Regions from separate parts of the Mus musculus genome. Here region 2 is linked to region 1. Evidence: chromatin loops called from intact Hi-C (ENCODE). Cell type or tissue: heart. All regions are shown on one strand.

What was found. Hi-C counts contacts between places; a loop is a spot of excess contacts. Peaks named below come from ENCODE experiments on the same cell type or tissue, not always from the same donor. Only the 100,000 strongest peaks of a DNase experiment are listed, where the experiment ranks them.
Region 2: it touches region 1 in a loop (2.2-fold over the local background); 1 of 42 quality-filtered maps calls a loop at or near these places.

The regions. Positions count from the first base shown.
Region 1 is chr9:95,556,884-95,564,883 of GRCm38, reverse strand. Paqr9 (progestin and adipoQ receptor family member IX) reads right to left here and starts at 5,250. Exons shown (of 1, transcript NM_198414.3): 1 at 1-5,250. The coding sequence starts at 4,925. The coding sequence ends at 3,798. In heart, a CTCF peak has its summit at 3,674; a DNase peak (open chromatin) is centred at 4,543; H3K4me3 peaks cover 2,555 bases; H3K27ac peaks cover 1,607 bases; H3K27me3 peaks cover 6,595 bases.
Region 2 is chr9:95,632,872-95,640,871 of GRCm38, reverse strand. It overlaps Pcolce2 (procollagen C-endopeptidase enhancer 2), which reads right to left and starts at 3,244. Exons shown (of 9, transcript NM_029620.2): 1 at 2,999-3,244; 2 at 2,112-2,220. The coding sequence starts at 3,078. In heart, a CTCF peak has its summit at 3,120; DNase peaks (open chromatin) are centred at 741 and 3,081; H3K4me3 peaks cover 1,623 bases; H3K27ac peaks cover 1,038 bases; H3K27me3 peaks cover 3,471 bases.

The sequences.
Region 1 (8,000 bases):
AGCCAAAGGAGCCTAACGGAGTCAATCAGCAATGGCAAACTTAATGGATAAAGAACAAGGTGACAGAAATCATCTCGGTGGCTGGTGACATTTTAAGATCCTATAATCTAATTTTAAAGGTTCCCGTCTCTTATTTTGATCTATTTTAAAACTGAATAGATGTATTCAATTAAAGGATATCTTATCCATGATTACACACAATATATCCAATCAGCATCTGTATACTTGACCATGCAACATAGTCCTGCAGAGTAATAGACACAGCTGAGCACACAGCTGTCCCTGCTTTCACTATCAGTTTGAAGACTGAATTCTGTCACCTTCAGCCAATGATAAAACCCTTAAAAAGCAACTTCAACCATACCTGTCGACTATAGCTTTGAGCAGATATACTAGCTGGGGGAGTGGAAGGTTAAAACCCCTGGCTTGTTGCTGTCAGCCCCTCAGACCCATCACTCAATCAGAAAAACTTACCAGTTTGATATTCTTAGCAATAGTTCCCCCATATATAAAGTTGCCCATCAGATTAGGCTACGTGGTTTTCTGACTGTGAGCACTTACAGTGGGGTTTATGAATGGAAGCAGTCTAAGGCCACTCTGGACAGTTATGTAGCCCCGTACTTTCTCCCTGGGCTATTTATGGAACGTGTATGGCCAGTGGAAAAAGATCATGTTTATTTTTACAAGCCAGTCATGACATGAAGGAGTCTGTACTTCCTCTCTCTGGGAAGGTCATCTTCTTCACCTGAGTGGCAAGCTGAGAAAGGAGAAAGGGTCTCCCTGTAGCCAACTGAACCTGAGCCTTAGCCAGCCCTAGAAGCAACTCACGGAGCAATGGGCACAGACATCACTCATTTCCCAGGCACCCTTCCGAGGGGGCTGCTCCTGGAGATGCCACCTAGGTTATGGCTACAAATGAAAAGGAAATTGGGTTTTATAATATGTTTCAAAATTTTACTGCCGAATAGATTGTATGAAGATAGCGAATCCTTATGTATAATTTGTCATGTATTTTGAACTGTTAAATGCAATCAAACCTAGTGGATGTGGTGAAATGGAGAAGGTGGAAAAGTATTATTTTAGAGTTTTATTCTGACGGCTACATTACTCCTGAAATGTGTAATAAGCCCCGTTAGCTCTGTGCAAATAGACTGAGTAAATATTTGCTCTAAAATGGCATTATCTGCCTTAACAGAAATAACATAGTTCAGAGCCATGAACGTGTGGTTAAAGCATCTCTGATCGGGAATGGTGTATGTGGTGTATCTGGGAACAGGAAGGGAAGCCAATCCTCTTTTCAATTAGAATGTCCCATCCCTAATGCTAGTGGTGCAGAGCCAGGGATGGGGGTGGGGATGGGGTGGAGGGGAGGAGATGTCAGGAGGAGAGGGGAGGTGAAGCCTCCTTTTTCCTGGAGCATGCTGTGTGGGGAGATCTTGCCTGGGAAAGCGGGTCATCTCACTGGCTCGTGCATCATAATCACTTGAAAACGATCCGGGTATGATTTTTATCCTCAAGTGGCCTCTGCTTAAAGACAAAGACACACAGCTAGAGAGGACCCGGAAGATCTCCAACAAAAACCTAAAGTGACAAACTCTGGGTGTTAGTGCCTGTTCTCACGTTCATGGATTCTTCCAGATGTCTCTCTCTTGAGAGTTCCTTCCAGAGGGGGTGTCCCAATTCAACAACCATAACAACAAAAATCCTACATAATATCCCTTAAGCTGTTTCTTTAGTTTATGAATGAACATTCTTTGAGACTCTACAAGAAGTAACAGCAGCATGCAAGAAAGTGTACGTGGATACATCCTGATGTCTACAGTTATCCCCGGATATAAGTGCTGGATTCGGCTTCACTGAGTAACAGCACTGGTAGTAAGCACACTATCAACTTCTGTAAACACACAGAAATCTCCTGGCATTTTGCAAAGGATAAGACATTGACATTCATCAGGAGTCATGCAAAGTAAAATTTAAAATCCTATTAAGAAGTCCTAAATTCAATACATCCCGTCCCCCCTCTCTCTCACACACACACACATTTAACTTCTGTGTGCAAGTGAACACACTCAGGGCATTGGTTCCTCCAGGGAATTGTGCCAAGGTTCTCTATTTACAAATACAATAGCAATTAAAAGCATAGACAAAACACTAATCTTTTCAGGAGCACCATCTTACCAGGACTGAGGTAAGTGTTCATAGACCCCATGTGCTTGTCTTCAATTACACCACTAAGCCAATGCTCCCCATTCTTAGTTGCCTCTTAGTCTGAAGGACTTTTACCAAGAAGTGTGGCGAATATTTAAATATACTGCTGTTAGGTTAATGACAGGTTAACATTTATAAGAAATGTCTAACAACACTGGCCAATAGGGTCATTAGAAAGAATCTGGGAACATGTTCCCTAACTCTGCAAGGATTTGGGGTGACTACCAATCATTTCCACAGCCTGGATTCAAATGAGACTTTGAGGTTTAACTGGGCAATTGTAGTCTTAACTCAAAAATTTCAGTAATAAATAACAAGATTCTGACTTTCATAATAGAACTTCCTGATCCTGACTGCCTTTTAAAATTGAAGCAAGGATACATGTGTCGCTGTCCTAACCTCCCAGCCGTTGTGGCTGCAGTAGGAACCTCAGCCACGTTAGAGGGCTGACTCTTGCAGAAGCCAAACACTCTGTACACCATCAAGCTATTTCTGGCCCCACTAGAAACCTAAACCCACCCTCCACCTTCCCTCCGTTCTGTTCATCCATGATTTGCAGCAAAGTGGGAAAAGAATATGCTGTTCTCCCAGTACAAGAAGCTACGTTTGAGGACCAGTCATTTGGGCATTGCTTCAAAAGGCACATTTATTTTAGTGGCAACTTAAGTAAGTAGAGAGGAAAGAATCAGATAAAAAAAGAGAGAAAGAGAGAGGGGGGGGAGACAAAAACCCAGGGTGGGTTTTGTGGAATACATCAAAGTAAGTAGGAATTGGAGACCTATACAAACCACAGGAGCCTAACCAATAGTCTAATCAGAGTCCCTATGTAGTCATTCACAGTTTTATCATGACACTCACAGGCCTTCACAGAACACTGTTTAAAAATGTAGTCGAGAACTCTCTCAAGCAGCTTGCCCTAAGGTCCAGTTCACGTGTGCAATGCAGAAGGCTGCAAAAATCAAAACTATGTGACAAAGGAAATCCAGTGCATCTCACAGGCTTCGATAAATTATGAAAAAAATCATTGAATATATTATCATTTAAATAACATCTGATACACATTTTGAAATAATTAACTTGTGTTCACATTCCATGCATTGTCTAGCGGGTTAAGCCCCGGGTTTGTGTCTTTGTGCCCATTTCCCAACAGAGAAAGCTCCATTCTTTCGACAAATCCAAGCATTGCTAGACCTCAGAAGCAGCCAGGGGTTTGTGTTTATCCTCTTCACTGCATACCTGCCTTCACTAAGGGACACAGAAGACTGTTAGAAAAGCCAACTGCTTGGGGCTCTATCTGTAATCACAATCCTCACTGTCTTTGCAAAAATCCCTGGATATCATAGACAGTCCCTAATTTTCTTCCCGGAGGCCCTCTTCCTTCTGTTTCACCTCCCATCTCCCTCTTCTAAAGGCCAGTGGACTTGGGATTCCCCAACTGTCAGGGAACCTTTCCCTAGTGGCCTGCAGCACCCTCTTCCAGCAAAGAAGGAAACAACAAAACTTGAAAACAAACCAACAATAACAACAACAACAACAGAAACTCCACGCAAACCGGTGGGCAAACCATAGCCTCCTCCGGGGGTGGAGGCTCACTTTTTACTGCAGAATTCGGTGCTGTTCAGGAACTTCCTGATGACTAGTCCCAGGCAAACCACCAGCAGCAGCATGTAGCCCACTGTGCCCGAGAAGGTGGGCGCGGCAGGGGGTGCCTGGAGGAACTGGCGCAGGCCCTCTTCCACGTAGTACACCTGGTCATAGATGCTGAGGAAAGTGAAGATGTGGAAGAGCTGATGGCTGTGGCCAATGATGTCGAAGAGACCCGGCTGGATGCGCTCAGGGATCTTGCTCACGTTGAAGAAGGCGGCCACCACCAGCCAGAAGTAGCGGCGGTAGAAGTGCACGAAGAGTGTGGGGTTCTCGCCTCGCAGGTCGAAGAGCCAGCTCTCTAGCATAATGGGGCAGGCCATGCTGAGCGGCATGACGAAGACGAAGGTGCGCAGGGCGAACGGGTAGGAGCACCAGTCGGTGCGGCTCTTACAGCAAGCCACGGTGCAGGCCACAGCCAGCACGAAGGCCACGGGCAGCACGAGCGCGCGGTAGACCGCGATGAGGCGGGTGCAGTCCACGTGCCAGCCCAGGCGCTGCTGCACATACGGCGTCATGACCCTGGCGTCCAGCAGGCTCAGGCTGGGCAGCAGGTAGTAGTAGTAGGCCACGGTGCTGCCGAAGCCATAGTAGCTGATGGAAGCGTAGTCCAGGTAGAAGAAGGCGGCGCGCAGGCGCAGCGACAGGCAGCTGAACACGTGCGCCGTGCAGCTCATGGCGAAGGTCAGCAGCACCCCCGACGCATAGCACCACAGCGGCAGCAGCCAGGGGTGGTGGAAGGGCACATCGCTGCCGCCCAGGAAGAAGAGGCGGCAGAACTTACTGAGGAACAGCAGCAGCGGGATGAAGTGCGTCCAGAAGTTGAGCGTCTCATTGGTGGGCTTCAGCACCGAGGCCAGGCACTCTTGCGCGGTGCACGGCAGCCGCCGGTAGCCGGACAGGATGAAGCACTCCACGAAGTCATCGGGCACCTCGTCCCAGCGCAGCAGCGGCTTGGTCGTGGCCGCCGGCGGGCTCCGGGGGGCGGAGGCGGAGGCGGGATGCGAGCGCCGGGAGGTCGAGGCCGGCGGTCCCTTCACGCCGGCGCCCCGCTGCTGCAGGCGCCGCGGCATGGTGCCCCGGGCTTAGCTAGGGCGCGCGCGAGGCCACCGCGGGCGCCGGGCGCCGTCGGAGCCTTTGTGCGCGCGCGCGCGCGCGGGACCGCGGCCGCAGGTTGGCTACGCGGCCTCGGCTTGGAAGCGGGCTGCTCCGGGGGCTCGGCGCACCGGGCGGGAGGCTGCTGCTGCGCGCGCGGCTTGCCGGCGGCGTCCTCGCCACGCTCGGGTCTCTCAGCCCGCGGCCGGCCGCGCTGCGGTGGCGGCGGTGGCGCGGCTGACTGCGGCGGTGGTGGCGGTGGTGGCGGCGGCGGCGGCGCGGCGGTGACTGGGCATCGTGCGCGCGGGGCGGGCGGCGGGAGGCGGGATGTGCGCGAGGCGCTGGCGGGGGAGGGCGGCGCCGCGCAGGGCGGGGGCCCCCGGGGTTAGGGTGTCTGCGCCGCGGCGGGGGGATGGAGGTGTCCCCTGTCTTGCGTCTCCTACCATCCCCCCCTTCTCGGGCTGCGACCGCTCGGGCCGCCGCGTTAATGATTGATGCGGGGCCGGAGGCTGGCCAGAGACGCGGCCGCCGGCGCCCAGGGCGAGAGGGTGGGCAAGGGTGGGCGAGGGGGTTCGAAGTGCGACAGCCACGCCGGCGTTCTAGAGGACACTGGGGACCCGAGTTCGTGGGGGGCGGGGAGCCGGGCTGGGCGGAGGGATGCTCTAACTGTAACCTGCGGAGGTGTCAGGGAGGGCACTGCGGTACCCGCTTAGAGACGGTGTCCGAATCCGAGCTTGGCGGTTGTCAGACAGCTGGTGCTGCCTGCCTCTCTGTTCTGCTGTCTGTCATCCGTGTGTGAGTGTGTGTGTGCCCCCCTCTGTGTGTGTGTGTGAGTGTTGCCCTCCTACTCAATCCACGTCAAGTCCTAGTTTATTTCCTTACTCTAGCGGACCTATTCAGGTGCGTCACTATCCTCCTCCTCTCTCTCTTTGTGGTGTCTAAAGGGACCTAAAGGGACAATTCCCAAGCTGGTCTTCAGCTCAACTCACCAACTCGGAAGCCCCAGCTTACTCCTCTGTGGCTTCTTTAACTAGGAATCCGATGAAGAGCTCAGGAGCGCTCGACAACGGATTTTCAGGAACAGTTTCAGATGATGGTTTGGGGATTCAGAACGCCTCTAAGGAGCCGGGGAATGTATTAAAAAGGGTTTCCCAAGCAGAGCTGTGCAGGAGCCTCGGGAGGAAGCAGATGAGGGAAGACTATAGGCGTCTTCTAGAACAAACCAGAAAAGAGAGTTGAGAGGGTTCCTAGAGGCTTAGCATCGATGGTTTAGAGAAACCTATGCATAATTAACCTTAGAAGTACCTGGCAGGTCTAGTATGAGTTTCTTCAGGCAAGGGGCCCGAAGAAAAGGAGACTTGAAGAGTTCAGAGGTTTGTGATGAGCAGCGGTGTGAAAAATATCATAACCTAGACTTCCAAGATGGGGGTCTCCCAGTGACGTCTCAAATGTTCACCGTGTTCCATCTTTCAGTGATACTCCGGGTGTGGCTTCATCTGACCGGAGTCTTCACCTTGGTATAACAAAGATATACATACAGTTTTGAGGTGTTAGGCACTTGATGTCTTACAGCTTTAAAATATCTTAGATACTCTTTCCCCCATTTTGCAGATAAGGAAAATGGAGGCACCATGGCCATGTTGAGTACACCCAGGTGGTGAATGTGAACACAGGCAGTCTGCTGTTAGACTTCATATATGAAACTAGAACACCCACTAACCTTCACTAGGAGGAATCGGACTGCTAGGAAGGACCATCCCACTTAGGAAAAGGCTTTCGATTGAATTTTAAATTTTTATTTTATGTTCATTTTAAAATCAAAAGGGCCACCTTCATCACTAAACAGAATCTTGTAAGGAGGTTAAAGAAGATTATTAGTATGGATAAGTTGTTTATAACTAGACTGTCATTTTGTATTGTAAATGTTTAGGATTAATCAAGTCTTTTTGGAAGTTTCAGCCTTTTCTCTGAAATAGTTTCCACTCGTTGATTTTGCAAACTCTTGCACAATCAGGCCAAAGGTGCACGGTAATGTTATATCTTTCTGACCTATCACATATTTTTTGGCTAGTGGGTTTGCAATGAATTCGGGTTTTGGTTGAAGTTTTTTAACTGATCATTTATTTATCTCTCTTTCCCTTTTAGTTTTCCTCAGCTTTAAAATTGAACTCTAGCTTCCTTTACCACGTGGAGAGGGACCCGAGGTAACGTGTAAAACCGATTAGGAGTCAAGCATTCAATTCAAGTGGGGGGATGCTAAATCTCGGAACCACAGGAAAGTCAGAGGAACAAAATAATTCATGTTCCCTTTGTTTCCCCACAAACACCCTAAGCTGCGGACTGGAACCGGTGTTCCTCATACCATAATTCCCACATTTGCAACCCCTTGGTTTCATAAGCAGCTCACTTACATAATTGGGAGAAGTTTCACAGATTTTCTTTCACATGCAGAACTAGGTTTGTTTGAGACAAGCTCTCACTAGGTAGCTCCCTCTGGCTTTGAATTTGCTATGTAGACCAGGCTGGCCTTGAAGTCCTAGAGATTGACTTGCCTCTGCCTCTGAATGCTGGGATTAAAGAAGAGCATTGCTGTACACAGTCAGATTCTTACAAAAGCAAATGCCCGCAGAGCAGAAGGTAGACTGACTGGGAGACGGGAGCAGTGAAGGAGGAAGGAGAGGCGCTACCAAGGGGAGGAGATGGGTGAGCACGAGCCAAGCACAGTGCCACAGAATTATGAAACTGTCACAATGGGACATTATTTGGTTAAAAAAAAATTACCCTTCAAAACAATGAGATTGACCGTAAATGACTGTTCAACATTTCTAGGTAGGTAAATAGTATATAACTTTTTGACGAAGACATAGAATTGGCTAAGCATGGTAATGCGTACCTTTAATGCCAGCACGTATTAAAGAGAGGTGGGGGCAGATTGATCTCTGTGAGTCTGAGGCTAGCCCCATCTACAGAGCAACAGCCAGAGTTGTTACACAGAGAAACTCTGTCTTGAAAAAAAATACAGAGGGGTGAGGGGAGTCTAATAAAATATAATT
Region 2 (8,000 bases), 76 kb before region 1:
GCCCTGTCATACAAGAAGTTGCTATTAAAATTTAATATCCTAGACTAGAGGCTGGAAATGTACTTCAGTTGTACATCAGCTGAGCTCCAGGGAGCATCCAGGTTTTCAGTACCAGATTGAGACTGCTAAGGTATCTGGCTTAGTTGACTTTAAAACACACACACACACACACACACACACACACACACACACACACACACATTATTGGTTTCATTCCTTCTGGGAACCCTGTATAATACAACTGGCTTTGAGAAAGTCTCTCTGGACTGCCTTGGGTAGTCACCCAAGAGGACATCCCTGCCCAGGACAGGAGCCACAAAGGGCAGTGGGCCTCTCAGCTGGAGCCACAGCATCCTAACTGCATGCATGCCTGCCTATGAAACACCAGAAGGTAAGAGATGACATATTTCTTCATCTTTGCCCTCCCAACCTCTTCGAGTCCAGGACTCTCTACTCAGGCTTTTGGTTGGCTTCAGCTCCATTACGATCCTCGGCTTTAACTTCCTGTCCAGACAATGGTCTTTGTTCCTTCTGTCCCAGCCTCCTTGAGTTATTAAGGCAATTAAACACGTTCCCCACCCTACCACTTAACACTCCACACTCACTCCACCACCACACCCCTATGCCTGTTTTTTGGATCTTGTTTTCTTTTTTTTTTTCTTTTTCTTTTTCTTTTTGGCAACTGCATTTCCTCTGAGGCAAAGCTCTCTCTAGTCCAGAAGCCCCTCCCAGTGGACACACCCCTCCCTCGTCTGATGCCACAGCAACGTGACTGCTAAGTCCTCCAATACACAACCAACCATGGTGTTTGACTTGCTAGGCACACGATGACTCTTTTTGACCTTGCAACTGAGTCACAATTAAACCACAATTATAATAAGAAACCAAGTCTCTTTACATTTGTTCCCCAGCCTTATGTCACATTTATTAGCATCAGTGTTTCAAAGCTGTTTCTGGAACGTAGTCTCCCCTAGCTCCATGTGCTATAATGATAGAATGAAATCTATATCCATTCACTAGAATTTTACAAGAGGGCATCAAGGCACACAAAAAAGCAACGTTTTATATTATAGAGGGGTCCTTCTCTCAAATCCGCCTGCCAAACTCAGGTCTTCACTACAGGTAAAGTTGGGCTTATCAAACCAATGTCTCTGACTAATTTGCTTGACCTCAGCTTTCCTACAAAAAGTAGAGGATATAATGGTCAAAGTGATTCTGCAGGTTCGCTGAAATGCTTGCTAATCACCTGGCATGGTTAAGTGTCTGGCACATAGTCCTTCAAATGTGATCTGGGGCTGGGTATGTAGCTCAGTGATAGAGCACTTATCTAGCATGCATGGGGCTCTGGGTTCAGTCCACAGCCACAGAAAACACATACATGCAATGAATCATAACTGACTAAATGAATACTTTTGGTTACCAAATAACTTCCCAGGAACAAGAAAATGAAGATAGCAACAAAATTTACAGCAGCAGTGACCAGAAAGTGTGATTCAGGCGACTTTTATTTCATTAATTATGTCTGTATCTGGTTTCCTGCCTTGACTGCGGCTAATACAGCCCACAGTGAGCACCATGGGAATTTTATTAAGCCCTCATCACTAGCATCCTCCATTCTTAGATGGCCTTTAGTGGTGGTTCCTAAGAAGGGAGAGCAACTGGCAGCAATGGTGGTAACTGTTGTTCTTTTTCTCCGGAGTATGAAGTAGTCAAAACTGCTTTGATCGTTTATTTCCCACAGGGAGTTGTGTGGGCATGAACAGTATCTAACTTTCAATGGTGTTTACACCAGACCTCTAACTAGAAACAGCCTTAATCAGGAATTCAAAATGACTCAATCGAGTCAGGCACGAGTTGTCAGAAACTTTGTCAGAAACTCGTGCTTGAAGGGTTTCTTCCTTCAACCATCATCTTGAGCCCTCTCTAATCGCTATTGCAGGACATCCCCCAGGTCTCTTAATAAACCTCCCAGATAGGTGAAGTAAATCCAGCATTTCACGTTTTCTGGAATCTGCCACTAACCCAAATCCTGACACCAGACGCAAATGGCATCCGTGTGTACTGTTTCCAGTAGCCACGTCCAGAAGAACACCTTTAAAATAAATGCTTACTGTGATTTTCCAAGTACATTTGCTATTCGGAGGGTACATTCCAGGAAAACCTTCACTGCCAATAAATCCAGACTCTCCGGTAAGAATGCCGCCACATGTGAAAACAGGTCTGTGAAAATAAGAGAGAGAACGTTTACATTGATCTGCAGCCTAACAATCTAATGTTAATTCCAAAAAGGCATACGTGCTGATATAAACGAGTGAATGTTGTTTAATAAAATCTTTCACCAGAGAAAAGATCTGAATGCTTGCCATCTCTTAGAATATTTAAATTATAGCCCGATAACGCACTCGCCCAAATTCATCATTAAGACAGACCATATACGTGCAGCTATAGTAAAATATCCCACTCAAAAAGTTATATAAAAATTGAATGAGTTAACGGGAGAGAGTGGGAGAGGTATTGAGAGTCACTCTGGCAGAGCTGCATGGTTTAAAAGACATGGTAAAGATTAAGTTTGTCTCCAGATTTAGAGACAGGCCTTGTTTTTTCCCCTTTCTGGAAAACTTGGGTGTCTCAGCGCGCCCCGGGAAAAGGGGAGGCAGCCGCGGTTGGAGGTGATGCGGGAGTTAGCCATCCTGTAGGTGCCTCTGGCCAGGCACTAGGCTGTTAGTGAGGAGTCACTTAAAGACCGGCTCCCCAGGTTAGTCTTAGATTGGCCAAGCTGGGAGGAAAAGCGCGGGGCGGAGGAGGGCGCATATTCAAGCATATTCAAGCGCTAAAGCGCCGGCGCCCAAACCGCTGGGAGGCAAGGCAAGGGAGGGCGAGCCGCGCCACGTGGTGGCCCGGGAGCCGTAGGGCCAGCGCTCGGGGGGGGGAGCACCGCAGTCCGCGGTGGCGCTGTGCGGGTTCCCGGGCGCGGGGAAGGGAGGGCGGGGGACGTTACCTCTCTGGCGTCTGCGGCCGGGCCATCCGCGCGGTGGCCAGAAGCAGGCAGAGCGGGATGCAGGCGCTCGCGCCCCCCATGGCCGGCAGCTCACTGCAGCATCCCGCCGGGCGCCCGCAGCCAGGTACAGAGTGCGCCGCGGCCGGCAGGAGGGCGGTTTTTGAAGGCGATCCGGGCGGACTCCACGCCTAATTTCCCCAGGGGACGCGCCCTGGCAGCCGCGGGCGGCGGCTGAATGTCCCGTTTGTTCTCCAGCGGGAGGGGCCACAGCCTGTCCCCTGGGCGGCCGCAGGGGGGAAGGGAGCCCCGCCAGCGGTACCCAGGACCAGCCTTGGTTTTCCGGGGTGGGGGGTTGCCCCCAGCTGCTCTCAAGTAAAACTGCTGGGGAACCCGGCTCCTCCTTTGTGTTCTTGGAATAGCAGTCCCAAGGGGCAAGTAAAGAGATCCTTCCATAGTGGACTTCCAGCCCTTAACTCTCGCTTTAAATACACTCGCGCTTGAGCCTGTGTGCACCGGAGTGTAACAATGGCTAGAGAGATGATTTTGTGGGCAGATTTCAACATGCATTTGCAAGCAAGCGATTTGTGAGTGAATTGTTGTTAAATGTCAGATCCTCTCATCTCACCACCCACGTTAGGTTGTGAAAACGGTGTTTCTCTGCAGGCACCTCTGTTTTTTTTGAAGTTTTCCGAACGCCGGAAAAGGAAACGTTATTGATGAGTTAAGATTTATAAACTATATCCCCGAGAACGGTTCTAGCATCGAGGCTTTATTTAACTTCAGAAAAATTTCATACTTTTTTTTTTAACGTCACCAGAGAGTCCTAAAAGACCACCAAGAGCAGAATGTACTCGAGACTCATGGGAGCTACAACTTAACTTGAGGGTTTCATTAACGACGCGCCTTTTGCATTACATTCACCTTTATAAGAAGAAGAAAAAGATAAAAGAAAACAAACAAAGAAACAAAAACAAGGCAAGGCAAGACTTGTCAATACCCTAACTCCAGGGCCCGATAGCGCAGAGAATAAGAGGACTTGCCTGTGGTTCTTTCAGAGGACCCAAGTTCATTTCCAGCACCCCATATCAGTCAACTCCCTGGGACTTATTACCCTCATCTGGCTTTTTTGGGCACACACACAAATATTTTAAAGATTTAATTTCTAATAATGAACTTGTAATCTTAAGAACTTAACACTCCGGCAAGCAAATAACAATGACTACAGGCAATAACCTAAAAGTCGGAAAACCTACCAGTCGGTGGTGGTGCACGCCTTTAATCCCAGTACTTGGAAGGCAAAGGCAGGCAGGTCTTTGAGTTAAAAGCCAGGCTGGTCTACAGAGTGAGTTCCAGGACAGCAAAGGCTACACAGAGAAACCCTGTTTCAGAAACAAGCAAACAAACAAACAAACAAACAAACAAACAAAACAAAACTGGAAAACCCAAGGACCTGTCTAGGAACCAGAGTCCTCTTCAGAGTTTAGATTGCCTTAGCATTTAAAACAAGTTTTAATAGGTGTTTTGCCTACATGTATATATCTATGCACTCTGTGTGTGTGCGTGCGTGTGTGTGTGTGTGTGTGTGTGTGTGTGTGTGTGTGTGTGTGTGTGTGTGTGTTCAGTGTACACAAAGACCAGAAGAGGGTGATAAATCCCCCTGGAACTGGAGTTCCAGACAGTTGTGACCCATCTCGTGGGCGCTGCACCATCTCTCTATGCCCTCCCTAGTCCCAGCATTGGGTTTTCTGTTCTGTTTTGTTTTCATTTTTTAAAGTTGGTGGGGGGCAAGAACCTTACCAGGAATTACAACTTTAAAAAAAAAATCCCTAAATGTACCACACCCTGTACGACAGTTTTGTAAAAGGAATTACAGACTTGGCAGCAGATATTATATTCTGAAACTTACACCCACAACTAAGTAAAAATGTCTTTAGAAGAGCCAAGAAGAAAATAAGTTGTTTAGTTTATACACATTTCCAGAATGAGCTATCAGAAAACTCAAGAGTTTGTAGTTAGTTTATTACAAAGTCACAGTTTGGAGTTATATGGTGAAAACATTGCTCTTTTTTTTTTTTTTTTTTTTTTTTTTTTTTTGCCTAGTAATACTCTGGAGTTTTCATGCCTGAAAATACTTCCCCTGTAGGATTTTAAAATATAAAACAGTATTAACCATGAATAAATAGAAAACTGCTTGAGTGTAATTATGCAGCAGTGTTTTCTTTTCTTAATTTACAGATCAATGCCTGTGTTTGTTTCCTCACTGGAAAGTAAAAGGTTCTAACATGGGTCAGTCTGTTGTTGCTGACACTCATAAGAAAGACATTGATCTTACCATGTGATTTTAAAAGTTTATTAAGAACCATGTTGTTTGCTCTTTAAAAACACATATTTGACCTGGAACTACAGTTCTGACCAAAATTATAAACCGTAAATGTCCTGAGATGTTTAATGTGTTAAATTTGAGATAGACTCAAGGGACCTCTGAAGGAGTGTGTACACGTCACATGCGTGAGATCGGTTTCTGGTGTTTTATGAAGCAGAGTTGGGGTAAGAAGCTACAGGACAGCAGGCAGTAGTAGCTAAAGGGAGCTGCTGAGAGACAACAGTCTTGTGGGTAGGTCATCTGAAGGATAGCGGAGTGGAGGGGCCAGGAGTCCTCCTTCTCAAAGGATGAGTTACCCTTGCCTGGCTGTGCAAAGAGTCATGGGAACATGAACAAAATCACCCGTGAACTGACCACTTGCAAGCGTAGCATGGGCTCTGTAGGGTATTGGCATCAAGTGGGCCATTGTGTCTGTTGCTTCATCTCTGGTTCATTTACCAACCTTGTAGACATCTTAGAATGCACCGTAAATTCAACACAATCACTCACGAGACAGCATTAGCCCATAAAAGATCCAGCATTAAAAGATATTGACCAAAAGGAGACGGTGGGGAGCTTTATACGGCGACTGAACTTAGGCTACTTCAAGAACAACTGAAAGAAGCCAAAGGAGGTGGCTGATGAAAAGTCTCCAAACTACGATGACTTTTGTCTCCCTTCTCTCCCTTTGGATTGGACTCAGGGTCCCAAGACATGCTAAACGTGAGCTTTACCTCGGAGCCACACTGCAAGCTCAAGGGAATGCTTTTCAATACCAAAGTATTATCTATTAACAGAAACCTGTGAGACAGATAGACCCCTATGGTGCTTTTTCAAAAGTGAGTCTCTTGACTTTTTTTTACACCCCATGAACATACACACACACACACACACACACACACACACACACACACACACACACCTGCAACAATCAAGTTACAAAGAGAAAAGAAGGTAAAAATCTTACCATTTTGTTCAATCTGTGACTGGCTGGCAGGGTTGCTTCCAGCCAGAGGCAGAATATCACAGCAGGAGCCTGAGGGGAGCCAAACTGTTGGCCTTACAGAGGGAGGAAAGAGAACAAGAGCCAAGAAGGGACCAGGATCCATCTACCTGCTTAGAGAGGGGTAGACCCTCAGTTACCACCCACAGGACCCCTCCCTTTGACAATAGCACAGTGGGCTGAGGGTCTCGGCACTCAGGCCCTTGGGGACCGCTCCAGATACAGACAGCAGCAGTGAGAGTCACAAAGCAAAGAGAAGACTTGTCGTGTAAAATGCGGTTTCATCAGGAAAGTTGTGTTTTAAAAGTTTATGCTGGGGCTGGGAAGACGACTAAGGAGTCAAGGGAGAATCTGAGTTCAAATCCCCACCACCCACGTAAAAGCTGCGAGGACAGAAGGGAAGTCAGGTAGATCCAGGGGGCTCCCTAGCCAGCCATTCTGAGACCGGGAACTCCAGGTTCAGTGAGGGAGAGAGAGAGACTCTGCCTCAAAAAAGTAGGCAGCGTGTTATTGAGGAAGACATCCTGGTGTCAACATCTGGCCATACATGGAAGTGTGCATGTACATATAAACAACATAACACACACACACACACACACACACACACACACACACACACACACACACCAAAAAAGTTCAAACTGATCCTGTCCTTGTGCGTGATGAGAATTAGCGCTGGTCTGAAATATAACAGACATTTTGTGAAAATGCAAACCAAATTTAATATTCTAATCCTTAGTTTCATATTTTAAGATAAAGCCCACCAGAATGTTTCAATATCTGCCATAAGTATGTGGAGCCTGCTTTAAGAAAATAAGAGGCTTTTCCCACACAATTAACTCCAAGAATGGTATGAGTGCCTCCTGATTATCTTTTTTTCTTTTAACTTGAGACAAGGTTTAATTTTTTTTAAAGATTTATTTATTATATGTAAGTACACTGTAGCTGACTTCAGACACACCAGAAGAGGGCGGCAGACCTCATTACAGGTGGTTATGAGCCACCATGTGGTTGCTGGGATTTGAACTCAGGACCTTCGGAAGAGCAGTTGGCGCTCTTAACCACTGAGCCATCTTGCCAGCTCAATTTTTAACCTAGGTTAACCTAGAGTTCACTATGTACTCAGGTTGACTATAAGTTACAACAGTCCTCCTGCCTCAGCCTCTGGAATGCTGGACTGTCTTTATGGGTGATTGATGTGAGCAGGCCCAGCCCACCATGAGCAGCATTACCCTGTGTGGGACAATATGAGAAGGCCGCTGAGCAGAAGCTATGGGGACCAACTGGTAAACAGTGATCCTCCTTGGCCTCTGCTGCAGCCTCTGCCTCCAGGGTCCTGCCTGGACTGGTAACTGGAAATGAACATCAAATAGACCCTTCCTGATTCTAAACTTATTTCTATCATGGTGCTTATCACAGCAAGAGGAAGCAAACCAGGAGACACGACTTCCTCTGGTCATCTTGAAAAGTGCCAGGAAACCAAGCCTACCAGGGCTTTGGATGGGCTCAGGAGTGTGCGTTCCTGGACTCTCCCTCTCGCTGTTTTAAGCGCGCCTGGAGGAGCTCAGGTGTGCTCTGGCACCAACTGTCCCTCATTGATCTCCAGATTTATACGTGTTATAATATGAGGAAGCAAG